Linked DNA regions of Homo sapiens: region 2 is linked to region 1. Evidence: chromatin contacts called from ENCODE Hi-C or POLR2A ChIA-PET data. All regions are on one chromosome and are shown on one strand. Each heading gives the region's core, a stretch centred on a gene start or an enhancer-like site at or near the end of the contact. The rest is flanking DNA. Distances are from core to core; before and after follow the strand shown.

What was found. Hi-C counts contacts between places; a loop is a spot of excess contacts on that map. ChIA-PET counts read pairs that join two places held with the same protein, here RNA polymerase II (POLR2A). Pooled maps may share reads with other maps.
Region 2: a pooled map shows a loop between it and region 1 (4-fold over the local background). The contact joins two enhancer-like sites. A Hi-C loop is called at or near these places in 5 of 168 maps with a recorded cell type or tissue (CD8-positive, alpha-beta T cell, PC-3, naive thymus-derived CD4-positive, alpha-beta T cell and 2 more) and 9 of 50 pooled maps. POLR2A ChIA-PET finds 5 or more read pairs at or near these places in 5 of 52 experiments (CD4-positive, alpha-beta memory T cell, H1, OCI-LY7 and 2 more).

What each region holds. Positions count from the first base shown.
Region 1 is chr1:168,361,820-168,364,387 of GRCh38, reverse strand. No RefSeq gene overlaps it. Among named protein-coding and RNA genes, the nearest start is that of MIR557, 12 kb to the left of the region's middle. Within about 2 kb of position 1,272, at least 2 of the 41 ENCODE cell types and tissues checked have a DNase peak (open chromatin) inside an H3K27ac peak, as active enhancers do.
Region 2 is chr1:168,397,877-168,400,444 of GRCh38, reverse strand. LOC125312414 (a long non-coding RNA gene) reads left to right here. Exons shown (of 8, transcript NR_176090.1): 8 at 1-254. It overlaps LOC100505918 (a long non-coding RNA gene), which reads left to right. Exons shown (of 5, transcript NR_176059.1): 5 at 1-254. Among named protein-coding and RNA genes, the nearest start is that of MIR557, 24 kb to the right of the region's middle. Within about 2 kb of position 1,269, at least 4 of the 41 ENCODE cell types and tissues checked have a DNase peak (open chromatin) inside an H3K27ac peak, as active enhancers do.

The sequences.
Region 1 (2,568 bases), core at 23-2,522:
TCAGGCTCTGGAGTCAGACAAAGGCTTAGAAATCCAAGCTCCTACTCTTCCTTGCTCTGGGACCTTGGGAAAGTTACTTAATGATTACTGACCTCCGTTTCCTCACTTACAAAATGGAAAAAATTATATCTTCCTCAAGGAAATGAAGATTAAAAGAAATATCACATGTAAACAGCCAGGTACCATGCTTGGTATCTGATACATTTTTTAACATGGTAGCCATTATTTTTCTTACCATTATAGAACAGTAATTGGTGTCACAAGATTATTAAGGCTACCATGAAAACTAAATAATCTCGTGCCAGCAAAGTGACACATTACATATCACCAACCAGCATAACTGGGAGTTGAAGAACTAGCAAAAAGAGAAGCTGCTGAATGGGGACTGAGCGCAAATCCACAGTATGAGCCAGATCTGCAGGGCAAGCCTGTCCTCCCAACACCTGGAGCTCAATGGGAATATGAGCATTCATGTGGTGGGGAAGTGGGGCAGTACACAGGGGACTTCTGCCACACTGTCCAGCTGGCCAGCAACTAACTGTCTTAGTCCATTTGTGCTGCTAAAACTAAATACCTGAGACTTGGTAATTTATAAAGAACAGAAATTTATTTTCTCACAGTTCTGGAGACTGGAAAGTCCAAGATCAAAATCCTGGTATTTGGTCTGGTGAGGACCTTCTTGCTGCAACCTCACATGGCAGAAGGTGGGAGGGCAAGAGAGAGCCGAAGAGCAGGTTAGCAAGCCAACTGAATGCTGGCAGAAGCCTCTTTAATAAGTGCCTTGATCCCATGAATGACAGAGGAGCCCTTATGGCCTAATCACCTCTGAAAGGCTCCCATCGCCTAATACTGTCATATTGGCACCACTTGAATTTTGAAAGCGACGTATTCAAACCATAACAGAAACCCACATTCTATTTGGAAGAATTTCTCATTTTTGTGAATCTTGGTAAGAGAGAGTCTGCCTCCTACATACTACAGGAGCCAACTGAACTCTTTCTTCCAGAGATGCCAGTAGGGATACCAGTACCATTTAGAAAACTGCTTCTACCCCTTTGGATGTCATTGCCAGCTTGAGGTTTTCTTAGTGTCATGATAAGGTGAAGTGTTGGAACAAATGCTGACAGCAGCACTTCCTTTCCTTCAAACACCAGATGGTGCCAGATACAGATTTCTTTCAGCCATAAGTCAACCTAGTGACTTAGAGAGTAGTCGTCCAATGAAGCTATGAGTTATGAAAAAAAGCACCTTGGTTTCCTGCCTCATGACCCACAGGAGCCAACCCGGTTCTGTTTTCAGTGATGGGTATCTGAGTTACCGGCAGCGAATGTGTACAAGTCTGAAGCAACCTCAATTCTTGCCTCCTCAGAAGAAAAAAATTGACTGAGGGACATAAGGCAGAAGAAGAAACTGAGGCAAATTTTAGAGCATGAGTGAGAGTTAATTAAAAAGCTTTAGAGCAGGAATGAAAAGAAAGTAAAGTACACTTGGAAGAGGGCTAAGCGAGTGTCTTGGAGGACAAGTGTGGGATTTGATGTTTTGGCTTGGAGTTTTATATGTTGGCATACTTCTGGGGTCTTGCATCCCTTCTCCCTGCTTCTTCCTTTGGGGTGGGTTTTCTGCATGTGTAATGGCCTGCTAGTGCTTGGGAGGGGAACGTCAGTGTCTTTACACATGCTCACTTGAGGCGTTCTTCCCATTCCGGTGCAATGCCCACAGAAGGTCATATACAAGTTAAACTCCACCATTTTGCCTCTTAATGCACATGCTTGAGCTCACTCGCCCAACTCCTGAAATTTTATCAGGAAGCTACTGATCACCAGTTTCAGGTTTTTTCTATCTATAGGGAGACTGCCTTTCCCTGGCACTGGCTGTGACCAATTATTATTTTAGAGAGACAGTTGAAAACCACCTGATCATCACCTGATGGTTGCCCCACATTATTAGGCAGATCCACCTCCTGCCCTGCTCACACCTGACTAGCTACTTACTGTAACAATTCCTGCATGCTTGTCATGCCTGATTGTTCAGCTTCCCAAGGAGTTGCAAGCCCCAGATTCTATTTCTGTTATTTAAACCCAGAAGAGTCTGACCTGGCACCTTATAAGGTCAGTGGACTCAATAGTTCCTCAGTTGCACTTCTTGCCCAGTGATGACCTTGGTCACTTTATAAGATCATTTCCCTCTTCAGAAACTACAGAGCATCTTGACAGTCCAACATCCCAACCAAAGCAGAGATAAACTGTACCTCACTCCCAATCAAGGACCCACCAGCCCCTTCGTCAACACCTGAGTTATGGTTACTGAGTACTTAGGGAGGAATTCTTCTAAGTCCTTTGCAAGAATTAATTTATTTAGTGCTTGCACTACCCTACAAAGTAGATACAATTATTATCTTATCCCCTGTTTCATAGAGGAGGAAATAGAGTTCAGAGAGGTTAACACACGTACCTAAAGTTACAGGAAAGAAACAGGACTAGGCTTTGAACCCAGGCAGTCAGACTCCACAGCCTAGCATCATACACCAACTTATACTGCTTCTCAAAAGCTGCCTAAAAATAAGTACAC
Region 2 (2,568 bases), core at 20-2,519, 36 kb before region 1:
ATGGGCCTGAGCCAACTGAATTAATTAAGACCAAGAACAGTAAAGGGACCCAGAGGGCAAACTCTGAGAGGCAGTCATAAGCAGCACCCTCTCCCCAAACTGTATTACTCATTCCCACAGAAGTGTGTGTCTGCTTGCCTTTAATCTGTTCTGACTGTAAGCCATTTTGAGACATCCCAGTCCCAATGATGGCCACCATGTTCTGCATTGAATAGATGCTTGACATACATCCAATTAGTAAAAGCGAGTGAACTAAAGTTTATCACTTGGGGTTTGTTTTTTCCCCATCAGTTGCTCCTGCTGCTCAAGGGTGTGTGTGTGTGTACACATATGAATGGAATACACATGTATGGGGGGTGGGGTGGGATACAAAATTGAGGCACCAACAAGTATCCAATATGAATGTCTTTAAAGTCAGTATCAGCAGCAAAGAAGGTACTGCACATACGATGTGCAGGGGAAAACCTTTTTACCAGGCACAGACCACCACCAAAGCCCCTCTGCCTAAATCTGTATTTGAAAAGCTAATTAAAGATTTTTTTTTTCTTTGGGGTCTTGAAATACTTTGCCTTTGAAAGCTCTTTGTTAAAATGAAAATGCCTTTGGAAAGGGGAATGGTTTAAACGTCTATCACTTTGCTTTTTAGAGGGGAATATGGTGGATAATTAAGAAGAGCCTGGAAAATCAGACCCCAGACTATGAGTGAGGAAAGGTGAGCCAAGAGGATGAGAAGACCCAGCAGAGAGAGCTGCTGTCAAAAGGGGCTTTGTCACCTTTAAATATCATTTCCACAACTTTGCTTGGGGAAGCCCAAGGTTTAACTGCCTCTCCTCAAAGAAATGCTCTGCAGATCTCTAAGACAAACAGATAAGCTTAGGTTAGATTCAATTAGGAGAAAAGGTGCTACACTCACTTAAACTTTTTATGATTAAAGGCAACAAGCAGCATCTTGGAGCTCTGTAGCAATAAGACTTTTGCAGCCTGGCCATCCATCCCCTGGTTGCTAGAATGAGGAGCAGCAGCAGATCAAGCCACATATGCAGTGGTGGGATAAGGTCTCAATACCTGCTCCAGAGAGCTCAGGATCTAGTGAGCAGCATCCAGGGAAGTGGGTGTGGAGAAAGAAATGAAGGATGGAGAGTGGGAAACAACGAAAGAGAAGAGAAAGAGGAAGGCGAGTTAAGCATCTGGAAAATTACTGCAGTCTCATGGCTTTGGCTGCTTCAAAGCCTGGATGAGTCATCCACTGGTTGCCTAGGCAACGACTATTTTCCTCCTGCTGCTGATCAATTTCATCTGCACAAATGTCCCATGAAACTGTGAGCTGTGAAGATAATATACCCGAGTCACAGAAGTATTATCAGACAAGGTCTGCATTTCAAGTGTTCTGAAAAAGACCTTATGTATACCAAGCCATCCACCTTCCCATCCCACTCAGACCACACACACACACACACACACACACACACACACACACACACCCCTACCCTATGGGTAGTGATGGGCCAGGACAGGGGTCCAGGCAGGAGGAGATCGTCACCTCTGCCTTATCCTGGTTATGATCCCAGGATCTTAACTGCCCAAACTCACTGTCTCCAATTAGAGACAGAGAGGATATGTGGTCATTCCCTCATTTCATGTCTTAAAACAAAAATGGATGCTTGTATTAAAAAAAAAAAAAAAAAGAACAGCCACATTGGACAGCCAAATACAATGCCCTTTGAGCTGTGACCTGCACTCTGTGCTCCTGGGTTCTGAACAGGGGAGAGTGGCTACTGTCTCCACCCTGGGTCCTCCCAAAGACAATGCTGTCCCTTTCCCCTATCTTACTTTTCCTCCTAGCTCTAGTTGCTACATACTACATGCTAAATATACACTTTTTTGTGTCTTCCCTACTAGAGCATATGCTTCTTTAGCAGAGGAATTTTATTTATCCTACTCACCACTGCATCCTTATCTCCTAGCCTAGCTCATCCTACGCACACTGAGTGCTCAGTAAAAGTTTGTTGAATGAATGAAAGAAAATGTTCTTGGATCATCTCTAAGACAACCCTAAAAAATGTTTAAGAAATATGAGCAAACTCTTTCCAAGGTGACTTCTACACTGCAGACATGACAACACCTACACTATGTCTAATCTAGAAATTGTCACAATTTTTGTGATTTCCCTCATTTTACCTCCCCTATGTAGGGCACAAAGAACTTGGGAAAGGTCTTGTGTAAAAAAAAAAAAAAAACAAGTGTCATATACATGAAATCAGCCCATAGCACAAAACTAGAAGAGCTGTTATGTCTATTTATATGTTGCTAATATTCACTAAGGGCTTACAACATGGCAAGCACGTTACATGTATTTTCTCATTTCATTTTCACAGCAACCCAGGTAGTAAATATTTGATAATTCCCATTATACAGATGATGAAACTGAGACTAAGAGAGGTTAAATAACATGATCCTGATGTGCATGCCGTAAGTGGTAGCATCAGGATTCAACCTCAGGTGGCTAAAAGCCACCACTCCATATTGTCTCTCGGTTTGCCACACCCCTCCACTTATCAGGATAGCCCT